Regions from separate parts of the Homo sapiens genome. Here region 1 is linked to region 2. A link is an interaction called in ENCODE POLR2A ChIA-PET data of the cell type or tissue named here. Cell type or tissue: Panc1. All regions are shown on one strand. Links, peaks and the distances in the headings refer to the core of each region. The heading gives the core; the rest is flanking DNA.

Region 1 (6,061 bases), core at 1,062-6,061, 130 kb after region 2:
CAGGCACGTGCACCACACCCAGCTAATATTTTTGTATTTTTTGTAGATACCGGGTTTTGCCATGTTGCCCAGGTTGGTCTCAAATTCCTGTGCTCAAGTGAACTGCCTGCCTTGGCCTCCCAAAGTTCTTGGATTACATGAGTGAGCCATTGCGTCCAGCCAGAAAAATGAAATATTTTGGAGAGGGCCGTGAAGTGGTGTGTCCTAAGACTTGAACCCAGTTCCAGCTCACTACATTTCTGGTTCTCACTGGCTCTCAAACCCTCCGCTACTCAGTGGGCTCCAGAGATCAGCAAGTTTTCACCCAGTACATAGCATGGTAATGTTCACGTTGACTGTTCTATTTGACTTTTACTGCATGGGACACTTGGGACCAACCCTTTGCCTACCCTAGGCCCTACCCCCTCTATGACCCCTCCTTAGTTTCCACAGGTCCTTCCTCTGGATCCATCCTAGAGCCCCTTCCCTTCCCAGTGGGTCCTCCTGCCTCAAATTTGCACCCCCTCCACACTGTCAGAATGATTTGTCTAAAACATGAATCCTGGCGGGGTGCGGTGGCTCACACCTGTAATCCCAGCACTTTGGGAGGCCTAGGTGGGAGGATCACTTGAAGTCAGGAGTTTGAGACCAGCCTGGCCAACATGGTGAAACCCTGTCTCTACTAAAAATACAAAAATTAGCCAGTTGTGATGGTATGTGCCTGTAATTCCAGCTACTTGGATGGCTGAGGCAGAAGAATCGCTTGCCAAGAGGCAGAGGCTGCAGGGAGCCAAGATCGCGCCACTGCAATCTCTGTCCCAAAATAAAATAAAATTTAAATAAAAATAAAAACAAAGATAAATAAATAAAATACGGATCATGGCTAGGTATGGTGACTCATGCCTGTAATCGCAGCACTTTGGGTGGCCAAGGTGAGAGGATCACTTGAGCCTAGGAGTTCAAGACCAGCCTGGCAACCTAGTGAGACCCTGTTTCTATTTTAATATAAATTAATTAATTAATTAAAATAAAACAAGAATCTAGTCATATTACTCAGCCCAAAATTCTCAACATTACATCACCCACTACCTACCCAATAGGATACAGTCTAAATTCCACAGATTGGTCTATAAGGCCCTCATGTTTCCTCACCCTCTGCCCTCCTCTTTCATATCCTACCACCCAACCATACAGAACTGCTTGCATTTCCCCACACACTCTGTGTTTCATTTCTCTGCAACTTTGCATTAGCAGCTCTAACTACTTGGAGTACCCTACCCCACTTCTTTCACCTGGGGAATCCTACACATCCTTCAAGCCCCAACTTAAACGTCCTCCTCTCTGAAGCCTTCCTTGTTCGGGCACTCCCTCTCCTGAACTCTCAAAGCACTCTGTTTTGACATCTTGAACATAAGCTATTATATTAGTCTCCCGTGCTGGACTGTGTGCGCTTTGAGGACAGAGATGGGGCTTTATTCCATTTTGTGTATTTCCAGGCCTAGAACAGGACCTTGCTTGGTCAAATGAGTAAATGAATAAATATTCTAGATCTGTGCTGTCCAATACAGTAGCCACAAGCCATATGTGGCTACTGAGCCCCTGAAATGTGACTGCTCCAAATTGAGATGTCCTGTAAATATAAAGTACACACTGCATTTCAAAAACAGTGTGAAAAAAGAGTAAAATATATCATTGATAATTTTTTTTTTTGAGACAAAGTTTTGCTTGTCGCCCAGGCTGGAGTGCAATGGTGTGATCTTGCCTCACTGCAACCTCCGCCTCCCAGTTGAAGCTATTCTCCTGCCTCAGCCTCCCGAGTAGCTGGGATTACAGGCGCCTGCCACCATGTCAAGCTAATTTTTTGTATTTTTAGTAGAGACGGGGTTTCACTATATTGGCCAGGCTGGTCTTGAACTCCTGACCTCAGGTGATCTGCCCACCTTGGCCTCCCAAAGTGCTGGGATTACAGGCATGAGCCACTGCGCCTGGCTGATAATTTTTTATGTTGATTACTGAAACAATATTTTGCATATATTGAGTTAAATGTATTATTAAAATTAATTTCACCTGTGTCTTTTTATACTTTTAATGTGGTTACTGGGAAATTTTTATTTTCAAATTTTTATTTATTTATTTTTTTAGAGACTGAGTCTAACTCTGTTGCTCAAGCTGGACTGCAATGGCGCAATTCTTGCTCACTGCAGTCTCAAACTCCTGGGCTCAAGTGATCCTCCTGCCTCAGCCTCCTGAGTAGGTGGGACTATGGGCATGAGCCACCACAGCTGGCTAATTTTTTAATTTTATAAATTTTTTTGTAGAGATGGGAGACTCACTATGTTGCTCAGGCTAGTCTCAAACTCTTGAACTCAATCTCCCAAAATGTTGGTATTACAGGTGTGAGCCACAGGGACCAGCCTGGAAATTTCTGGATTACATATGTGCTGGTCGCCCAGCCTTCTATTTGCCTCTCTTGGTCTAAACCATTCTCCACACTGTAGTCAGATGATCCTGTGAAATGTCAATCGAATCATATAAGTGGCCACAAACACTGAATTAAGCAAACACTGAACCACTGCTTCTGGGGGAACAACCTAGGTTCCTGTGAGCCTGTGGACACAACATTTTTGTCAACCAATCAATAACCTTGTTTATAGGTGTTTCTGTTTAAAGGCAACTTAGTTAATATACACTGTTGATTCAGTGCAATTGAACTCAATTGCCTGCACCAAGCTAACTGAGCACAGCTGTTTTCTCTATAAGGCAAATCACCACCTTCTTGCACTGAGGAATGCTAGACAGCACTTCTGCACAACACTAAGGGCCATTTTAAACACCAGAATCACCAATAAAAAGCGTAAAAATAAATGAGAAAAAGATGACACTAAATAGACCAAAAAGGAGACTTGTAGGCAGCGCTGCCCTATTATTTTTAGAGACAGGGTCTCACTCTGTTGCCCAGGCTGGAGTGCAGTGGCACAATCCCAGCTCACAGCAGCCTCGACCTGCTGGGCTGAAGGGATCCTCCCACCTCAGCCTCCCGAGTGGCTGGGATAGAAGGCGAGTGCCACCATGACAGCCCAGTGTTGCCTTATTTGACCTCAGTGGAGAATGTGCAGGATCGTTATGTCCATGAATGAATGAGAAAGCACCACAAGTATTGATTTTGGGATTAGAAATAAATGTTAGTGAGTAGGCAAATTTGCAAACACAAAATCCATAAATAATGAAGATTGACTGTAACTCTACTGCTTAAAACTCTTCAAGGGCTTTAAATTCCACTTGAAATAAAATCCAGGCCGGGCGCGGTGGCTCACGCCTGTAATCCCAGCACTTTGGGAGGCAGAGGCGGGCGGATCACGAGGTGAGGAGATCGACACCAGCCTGACCAACATAGTGAAACTCAGTCTCTACTAAAAATACAAAAATTAGCCAGGCGTGGTAGCAGGTACCTATAGTCCTAGCTCCTCAGGAGGCTGAGGCAGGAGAATTGCTTGAACCTGGGAGACGGAGGTTGCAGTGAGCCGAGATCGAGCCACTGCACTCCAGCCTGGTGACAGAGCGAGACTCCATCTAAAAAAAAAAAAAAATCCAAACTGCAGACAGGTATGGTGGCTTATGCCTGTAATCCCAGCTACTTGGGAGGCTGAGGCAGGAGGACTGCTTGAGCCTAGGAGTTGTCACAGTGAGCTATGATCATGCCACTGTACTCCAGCCTGGGTGCCTGATCAAGATCCTATCTCAAAAAAAAAAGAAAGAAGAATCCAGAGTTTTATTTTATTTTGAGAGAGTTTTGCTCTGTCTCCCAGGCTGGAGAGCAGTGGTGTGATCTTGGCTCACTGCAACCTCTGCCTCCTAGGTTCAAGCAATTCTCCTGCCTCAGCCTCCCGAATAGCTGGGATTACAGGCGTGTATGCCGGGCTAATTTTTGTATTTTTAGTAGAGACGGGGTTTCACTGTGTTGGCCAGGCTGGTCTCAAACTCCTGACCTCAAGTGATCTGCCTGCCTCGGCCTCCCAAAGTGCTGGGGTTACAGGCATGAGCCACCACGCCTGGCCAGAGTTCTTAAAATGACCTACAAATCTCAACATGACTTGGATCCAGCCTGCCCCACTGACATCCTCACCTTTCTGACTCTCTCACCCAAGGCAATCCCTCCCTCTGGAATGCCCTTCCAGAATAGAATGTCTTTTCAATTTCATGCCCCTGCCTCAGCATCGCCTCCTCTGAGAGGCCTTTTCTAACCAACCTGTCTAGTGGCACCACCCCGTAACTCTGTTAGGGCGTCCCTTCCTCTCCTTCACAGTCCTGGGCATTTTGTGGTTTCCTTGTATACTGTCTGTAACAAAGGAAGTACCTGAGCAAGTAGCCACCCAGTGGGTTCTTCTTCCTGGCTGCCCAGATAGAGCCAATGTATCAAGACAGGGGAACTGCAATAGAGAAAGAGTTTAATCCACACAGAGCTGGCTGAATGGGAGACCAAAGTTTCATTACTCAAATCAGTCTCCCTGGAAATTCAGAGCCTAGAGTTTTTAAAGGGTAATTTGGTAGATAAGCTGCCAAGGAGTAGGGAGTGCTGATTGGTGGGGTGGGAGATGAAATCACAGGGTGTTGAAGGATGCAAGAACTGGTTGAGTCAGATTACAGCTCTAGGTGGCCTTGGCTGGTGCATCAGACTGCAGGGTCAGAAAAACACCTAAGAGTACCAATCTTAGGTTTTACAATAGTGATATTATACCTAGGATCAACTGGGGAGGTTTAGAATCTTGTGGCCTCTGGGTGCATGACTCCTAAACCGTAATTTCTTTCTTTCTTTCTTTTTTTGAGATGGAGTCTCAGTCTCTTGCTCAGGCTGGAGTGCAGAGGCATAATCTCAGCTCACTGCAACCTCCATCTCTCGGGTTCAAGCAATTTTTGGGCTTCAGCCTCCCTAGTAGTTGGGATTACAGGTGCGTGCCACCATACCCGGCTAATTTTTGTATTTTTAAATAGAGACATGGTTTCACCATGTTGGCCAGGCTGGTCTCAAACTCCTGACCTCAAGTGATCCACCTGCGTCAGCCTTCCAAAGTGCTGGGATTACAGGCGTTAGCCACTGAGCTGGGCCCTAAACTATAATGTCTAATCTTGTAGCTAACGTGTTACTCTTACAAAGGAAGCCTGGTTCTCAGGCAACAAGGGGGTTTGTTTTGGGAAAGGGCTGTTAACTATCTTTGTTTCAATATTAAACTATAAACTAAGTTGCTCCCAAAGTTAGTTCTGCCTATGCCTAGGAATGAACAAGGACAACCTGGAGGTTAGAAGCAAGATGGAGTGGGTTAGGTCAGCTCTCTTTCACTGTCATAATTTTCTGTTGTAATTTTTGCAAAGGCAGTTTCAAGCGCAGGGACAGTGACCGTGTGGTTCAAGGTTTTATGTAATGCACCTCCCAAACTCAATAAATATTAGTCGCATAAAAGAAAAAATGCAGCCCTGGAGGAAGATGCCCTGCCCTGTTGCTGGCATGAGTGAAGAGGAGGCGCTCACAGGGACGGTTCTTTCCCTATTCTCCAGCCTCGTGTACATTGGGCAAACAGGCCCCGACCATCCCACGTGCTCAGCCCCAGCTCTAGGCCAAATCGCCTCCGCTCCCACTGACGTCATCACGGCGCATCACGTGCCTCCCGAGACCCCACCCCCCACCGTGACGTCCCGGGCCTCGGCCCTGGTCCAAAGTCTACCCGCCTCCTTGTGACAGAAGTGCGACTGCCAGCTGCCGAGGCGTTCGGTCCTGCTGTTGCGGCCGCTGCCCCAGGGCTGCGGGGACGGTGAGTCGACTGGACGCATTCGGAGACGGCTTCGCGCGGGAGCCCTCCTCCCCGGGGGAAGGGTCTGGGCGCCAGCTCTCCTCAGGTCGGGGCGTGACCTCGGACCGTGGCGCCCCCTCCCCGCCCCCGCCCGCGGCGCCTGGGCGGTGCATGCCGGGCACCGTAGTCCCCAGCCTCTCAGAGCGGGTTGTGGTGGGGGGGGTGACCGGGCGGACTACAAGTCCTAGAAGCCTCTGGGCGGTGGGGTGGGCGGTGGGTTGGGGGGTTTCGTTGTGCGC
Region 2 (7,341 bases), core at 1,434-6,433:
CTGCCCACCACAGCCCCTGCCACCCATCCCCATCTCTGTCTCTCCCTGTGTCTCTCCACATCTCTCTCACCCTGTCTCTCCACATCTGTCTCTCCGTCTCTCCACATCTGTCTGTCTCTTCCTATCTCTCCATCAGTCTCTCCCTATGTCTCTCCACATCTTTCTCTGTCTCTCCCTTTGTCTCTCCACATCTCTCTCATCCTGTCTCTGTGTCTCTCCACATTTGTCTCTGCCTCTCCCTGTGTCTCTCCACCTCTCTCTCGCCCTGTCTCTGTGTTTCTCTGTGCATCTCTCTCCATGTCTCTGTCTGTCTTTGGGTCCTTGAAGCCAGGGTTCCACCTCCCTTGTGTTGCTGAAGCAGGGCCTGCCCTTAAGGTCCCCACTGAGGGCGCCTGGTGGGCCTGGAGCGTGGGAGGAGGGTCACCAGTGCCCCTTGCACAGCAGCGCATGGGGGAAACAGCATGGCTCATTCACTAAGAACCACGGGGTGGAGGCGGTGGCTCAGGCCTGTAATCCCAGCACTGTGGGAGGCTGAGGCAGGACTAGCACTTGAGCCCAAGAGTTCGAGACCAGCCTGGGCAACATGGGAAACCCCACCTTACTAAAAATACAAAACATTAGCTCGGCGTGGTGGTACACGCCCGTGGTCACAGCGTCTTGGGAGGCTGAAATGGGGGAATTGCTTGAGGCGGGAGGTCGAGGCTGCAGTGAGCTGACATTGCACCACTTTGGGTGCACACCAGCCTCGGTGACAGACCGAGACCCTGCCTCAAAAAGAAAAAAAAAAAAAAAAAAGCACCTGGCTCCACCGAGACCTCGACCGCGCTCAGCCTTGTCGCAGGCTCTGGTACTGATGGCAGCAGCGCTGTTCCCAGCAGCGGCACCCCAGGGCCCAGCCTGGCCACCCCCTTCATGCCTCACAGCCATCCATGGGGGCCATGCCTGCCCACTGGACAGAAGAGAACACGGGGCTGCTGGCTGGACCGTCTGGGCCTTGCGCCTGGCCCAGGCACTCATGCCCCTCTCCCGCCCATCCCGCAGGCAGGAGGCGGCACTTACAGAGTGCTCATCATGCTCCAGGCTCTGGGCCAGGACGGGGCTGAAGGACACGGGGGACAGGGCTCCTGGCTTCTTCCGCACCGCCCGGATCTGCAGGAGGGCCCGGAAAGCTGCGGCAGAAGGAGGGCTCAGATCAGGCCCAGGCGACACACCCAGCCCCGAGGGGACCCTCCCAGCCCCAGGGATCAACACCCCCCCCACACCATAGGGGTCCTGGGGTGACCCCGCTTCCAGATCACAACGGTCTTTTTTTTTTCTTTTAGTTTTAAGGAGCAGGAATTTAATAGGCAGGAAAGATGGGGGAAGAAAGAAAGAAGCAGCTCCCCTGTACAGAAATAGAGGGAGGGGGCGCTCCAAAGACGAGAGACAGAACTCCCGCAAACACAGTATTAATGAAATGGCCCCGGGCAGGAAACACAGCAAGGCCATGCAGTGCTGCCCAAGGCGGGGCTCCAGAGGGTGTTTCCAAGAGGCTGGTGGCCATGACCCCCAAAGCGTCACACCCCTGAAGCTCCAGGCTGCACCCGAGACAGGACGTGACTGCAAATCAGCAGTCCTGGCTGAGCCCAGAGGAGCTCTTGGCTGCAGGACAGGATGGCAGGCGGGGACATCACACTGGGGAAGCTGAGGTGGGGATGTCATGCTGTGGAAACTGAGACAAGGACATCATGCTGAGGAAGCTGAAGTGGGGAGTCACGCTGGGGAAACTGAGGCAAAAACATCACGCTGGGGAAGCTGAGGGGCACAGACAGCAGCCACTGGGAGCAGAGAAGATAAACCAGGACCTAGGATGCCCTGTCATCCCACAGTGCCAGTCCTGCTCACACAAGGGCCCCACAGGCTGCTGTAGAATGTTCCTGAGACACCTTTAGTGACGTGTGCAGGCCAGGAAACCGAACCACCAAACCACCAAACCAGCCACCTCCAACAAACCAATGCATCTGCCGTCAGCCCAGGGACAGGGCCTCAGGCCTCCTCTGTGTCAATTTCTACTGAGAACAGCAGTCTCTGCCCTCGGGCGCCTGTGAGGGGCCCCTCTACCGCCACGTCCTTGAGGCTCAAAGCCACACGGGAGCTCTGAACTCCAGTCTGATGGCCCCGACCCACTGACCCCACACACCTGAAGATTCCAGAATTGGACTCGGTTCAGGGCACCCTCCCTGGAAAGCAGCCCTGCTGTATCTCCAGCCACACAGCCACCCTGAGGCTCAGTCCTCAACACTGCCTGCCTCCTGGGCAGGCACAGAGAACCTTCCTAGACAGCCCACCCCTGCCCCCACTTCCTGGTCCCTGCCCCCGCAACTCTGTGGCTTTCAGACAGGAGAGGCCGACAGACAGCCTGGGCCGGCCCTCCCTGCTACAGGATCTGCCACAGGCTGGGCGGCCGGCCTCTCCCTCCAGGCCCCAGCAGCCTCTTCACTTACTCCTGGGATCTGGACACATCCAGTGACCCCATGGCCTGACTGCACAGACCAGCATCCTCGCACAGCCCCACGCCCGGCTTGGAGGTCTGCTGGCCTACTAAGCGCATGTGTCCTGCAGCTGCGCAGGCAAATCCCCAACTATGCTCCGGCCCCACCGCCAGGACCCAGGCCAGGGATCCCAGGATCCAGGGCAAGGGCCTACCAGTGGGATGTGCACTTTGACCTGGTCGTTTTTTCACCCTGAGAACATTCAGGTTGTTCCCTCTACTGGAAGACACTCAGAACGGGGCCCTACGAGCGGCTTTTCACTGAGGAAATGTCTGGAATGCTCTAGAAAACCCAATTTAATTCCTTGGTCAATTTTCTACCCAGCATACTTTGTTTTCACTTCGCTATAATTTTTTTTTTTTTTTTTGAAACAGGGTCTTCCCCTGTCTCTCAGGCGGGGGTGCAGTGGTGGCACAATCACAGCTCACTGCACCCTCAACCTCCCAGGCTCAGCCGATCCTCCCGCCTCAGCCTTCCAAGTCACTGGTACTATAGCCAACACATCTGGCTAACTTTTAACTTTTTGTACAGATGGGGTTTCGCCATGTTGCCCAGGCTAGTCTCGAACTCTTGGGCTCAAGCGATCCTCCTGCCTTGACCTCCCAAAGTGCTGGGATTATAGGTGTGATCTGCAACCAGCGTTATGCTAAAAATTTATTGAAATATTTTCTATTTTACCTTTAAAATAAAGATCTGAGCTGGCCATGGTGGCTCATGCCCATAATCCCAACACTTTAGGAGGCACGAGGACCACTTAACCCCAAGAGTTCGAGACCAGGCTGGGCAACATAGCAAGACCCTGTCTCTACAAAAAAAATTTTAAAAACAAGGCAGGGCCCTGTGGCTCTGCCTGTAATCCCAGCACTTTGGGAGGCCAAGGCAGGCAGATCACTTGAGGTCAGGAGCTTCAGACCAGACTGGGCAACAATGTAAAACCCCATCTCTACTAAAAATACACAAAATAGCCGGGCATGGTGGCACATGCCTGTAATCCCAGCAACTCAGGAGGCTGAGTCACAAGAATCATTTGAACCTGGGAGGCAGAGGTTACAGTGAGCCAAGATCCTGCCACTGTACTCCAGCCTAGGCAACAGAGTTAAGACTCTGTCTCAAAATAAATAAATAAATAAAAGTAAGTAATTAATTAAAAAGCGGTGGCTCGGCCAGGCGCGGTGGCTCACGCCTGTAATCCCAGCACTTTGGGAGGCCGAGGCGGGTGGATCATGAGGTCAGGAGATCGAGACCATCCTGGCTAACAAGGTGAAACCCCGTCTCTACTAAAAATACAAAAAATTAGCCGGGCGCGGTGGCGGGCGCCTGTAATCCCAGCTACTCGGGAGGCTGAGGCAGGAGAATGGCGTGAACCCGGGAAGCGGAGCTTGCAGTGAGCCGAGATTGCGCCACTGCAGTCCGCAGTCCAGCCTGGGCGACAGAGCGAGACTCCGTCTCAAAAAAAAAAAAAAAAAAAAAAAAAGAAAAGAAAAGAAAAGAAAAAAAAAGAAAAGAAAAGAAAAAAAAAAAAGCGGTGGCTCACGCTTGTAATTCCAGCACTTTGGGAGGCCCAGGAGGGCAGATCACGAGGTCAGGAGTTCCAGACCAGCCTGACCAACATGGTGAAACCCCATCTCCACTTAAAACACAAAAATTAGCCAGGCATGGTGGTGCAGGGCTGTAATCCCATCTACTCAGGAGGCTGAGGCAGGAGAATCACTTAAACCCGGGAGGCGGAGTTTGCAGTGAGCCGAGACTGCAACACTGCACTCCAGCCTGGGTGACAGAGCGAGACTCTATCTCAAAAAAATAAAATAAAATAAAATAGCCAGGCATGGTGGCTCATGCCTGTAACACCAGCACTTTGAGAGGCTGAGGCAGGCAGATTACTTGAGGCCAGGAGTTCAAGACCAGCCTGGCCAACATGGCAAAACCCCATCTCTAATAAAAGTAAAATATTAGCTGGCCATGGTGGCAGTTGCCTGCAATCCCAGCTACTAGGGAGGCTGAGACAGGAGAATTGCTTGAACTCAGGAGGCAGAGGTTACAGTAAGCTGAGAACTCGCTACTGAACTCCAGCCTGGGCGACAGCACGAAACTGTCTCAAACAAAAAATAATAAAAATAAAATAAGAATAAAGATTTCATTCACTCATCAATTTTCGTTCAGTTCATCTGCCCTGGAGCGCCTCTGTAGCCCTTTGTTCTGCAAGCCTTGCCTGGCTGGAGGCAGACGTGAAGATCTGAATGCCCCGTGCTAGCGTCCCTGCCAGCTCTCTCACGGTGACTGACTCCGACAGCCAACACGCCCACGTTCAGCACAGACTAGATGAATGACAACTCTTCTTTCTTAGCCATCAACGGACCTGTGGCCCCCTATCCCAGGACCACCGTGGTGTGGCCAGTCCCTAATTTCCAGAACCTTCCACAGAACAGCCGGCCGGGGAACTCACGCAGCCGGCAGATGGGGCAGTTGTTGGCCTGGTAGCGCAGCGTGTCGGCGCAGGAGGTACAGAGGCACAGGTGGCGGCAGGGCAGGATCAGCGTGTCCCGCAGGTCGGACAGGCACACCACACACTCGTTGCTGTTGTCGCTGTTCTCGTCGTCCGAGGGCTGCCGGGACAAGGGCTTGTGGGTCAGCAGCCTCCCAAAGGCCAGAGTACGGCTCCTGCTTCCTGTCCCCAGCTGTCCCACCCCACTCCACCCTACCCTGGGGGCTGTCATGACAAAGAGAAGTCCAGAGGGGAGGGGGAGGTTGCCCCAGAGCAGAATCACCAGGCTCAAATCCAGTGCAAACTCAGCACCTGGCAGAGGGGGAGGGTCTGTGCCCCTCACCCACCCAAATCATGAGAACATGGTCTCTTTCTGTTCTTCAGACCTAAAGAAAAAATGAGGAACAGATGCACCTAAGAAACACATCTTCCTGAGGGTCAGGGTACCCGTTATCTTTGGTTTAAAAAAAACCAAGTTAATGGTCAGGCGCGGTGGCTCACGCCTGTAATCCCAGCACTTTGGGAGGCTGAGGCGGGCAGATCACGAGGTCAGGAGATCGAGACCATCCTGGCTAACATAGTGAAACCCCGTCTCTACTAAAAATACAAAAAATTAGCCGGGCATGGTGGCACGTGCTTGTAGTTCCAGCTACTCAGGAGGCTGAGGCAGGAGAATGGCGTGAACCCAGGAGGCGGAGCTTGCAGTGGGCCAAGATGGCTGCCACTGCACTCCAGCCTGGGCAACAGAGCAAGACTCCATCTCAAAACAAACAAACAAAAAAAACAAAAAACAAGTTAATATGTTAGAAGTATTTTCATTAATGGCAGCTACCAGAAACCACATTAGCAACTGGACAAAAAGAAAGCCAAAAATCTAAAACAGGTGTCCACAAACTAGGCCTGTGGCCTGTTTCTATAAATAAAATCTTACTGGAACACCGCCACACCCACTCATTTTTATACAGTCCCCGCTGCTCCTGTTGTAATGGCAGCGTGGAGTCAGTGCAACAGAGACCATATGCCCGGGCGGCTGAAAACATTCCCTCTCTGAACCTTTTCTCAAAGTGGGCCGCCCCCTGGTATGAAACATGAATGCACTGACTTCCCTGGGTTGAGGCGAGGCCCGGCCAGGTGCTCCGCTCCCGCCACGTGGAGCTGCTCCAGTTGTCCTGGGCCCAGATGCCATAATGAAGCGGGCCTGTGAGACTTTCCAAGAGATCTTAAGAGGCAGGAGTTTCACTCATGTCAGTGTGCCTTTTAACAAGTTCATCGACCAGGCGTGGTGGTCTCAGGCCTGAAATCCCAGCACTTTGGGAGGCTGAGGCAGGCAGATCACTTGAGATCAGAAGTTTGAGACCAGCCTGGCCAACATAGTGAAACCCCATCTCTACTAAAAATACAAAAATTAAAAATTAGGCTGGGCGCGGTGGTTCACGCCTGTAATCCCAGCACTTTGGGAGGCCGAGGAGGGTGGATCACAAGGTCAGGAGATCAAGACCATCCTGGCCAACATGGTGAAACCCCGTCGCTACTAAAATACAAAAAATTAGCCGGGTGTGGTGGCGCGTGCCTGTGGTCCCAGCTACTCAGGAGGCTGAGGCAGGAGAATCGCTTGAACCCGGGAGGCGGAGGCCACAGTGAGCCAAGATCTCCCTGCTGCATTACAGCCTGAGCAGCAGAGTGAGACTGACTCAAAAAACAAAAACAAAAAAAACTAATTTCATCCCCTGCTACATTCCCTGACTGGGGTACACCACGGCTTATTTGTCAGGCACCAGGACTGGTTCTATGGACATACAGAATAAGCATCCCTCCCCCAGGAGCTGCAGGGACGTGCTGTCTCTGGGGAGGCGGGCAGGAGCCGGGCAGCAGGGTGCCACACACCTGAGCCTAGAGGGTGAGACACTGGCCCCCATTCCTGGGCTGCCCTGGGGAACCTGGATGGCAATTTACATCAGAAGCTAGTGAATTTGCTGGAGAAAGGATAAAATGTTCCCTAAACTGTTAGCTTTAAAAAAAATTAAGGAAAAATGATGTTGTCTAGCGGGTCTAGGACTCCAGGGGAAGGCATGGAAGGGAACCGGCAAGCATTGCTGTCCGCGGCTGCTCCTGGTGTGGGCTTCTGTAATGGCAGAGGGAAACCTCACCCAGATACACACCTTGGTCTCCTGGTTGTTCTTGTTCTCAATGCCATAGATCTCCTGCAGGAGGTAGCTGACCCGGTCCACCTGGAGAGCAGAGAGGGGCTCACTGGGCCCTCGCCAACTGCCATATGAGGGCTCCTCCATACCCACCTGGCCTAGCCCTGCCTCCAACTTACCAGGCTTC

The links. ChIA-PET counts read pairs that join two places held together with the same protein. Peaks named below come from ENCODE experiments on the same cell type or tissue, not always from the same donor. Only the 100,000 strongest peaks of a DNase experiment are listed, where the experiment ranks them.
Region 1: POLR2A ChIA-PET joins it to region 2 with 12 read pairs; 4 of 35 experiments call an interaction of 5 or more read pairs at or near these places.

What each region holds. Positions count from the first base shown.
Region 1 is chr16:4,538,424-4,544,484 of GRCh38, reverse strand. CDIP1 (cell death inducing p53 target 1) reads left to right here and starts at 5,712. Exons shown (of 6, transcript NM_013399.3): 1 at 5,712-5,783. It also overlaps a transcript of C16orf96 not described here. RefSeq lists a silencer at 5,796-6,061. In Panc1, for the core only: no CTCF peak of the experiment used is centred there; a DNase peak (open chromatin) is centred at 5,644; H3K4me3 peaks cover 647 bases; H3K27ac peaks cover 910 bases.
Region 2 is chr16:4,671,291-4,678,631 of GRCh38, reverse strand. It overlaps MGRN1 (mahogunin ring finger 1), which reads right to left. Exons shown (of 17, transcript NM_015246.4): 9 at 7,173-7,241; 10 at 4,975-5,134; 11 at 1,060-1,169. It overlaps MIR6769A (microRNA 6769a), which reads right to left and starts at 7,314; the gene lies at 7,242-7,314. RefSeq lists enhancers at 1,769-2,391, 4,387-4,974, 4,975-5,564. In Panc1, for the core only: no CTCF peak of the experiment used is centred there; no DNase peak of the experiment used is centred there.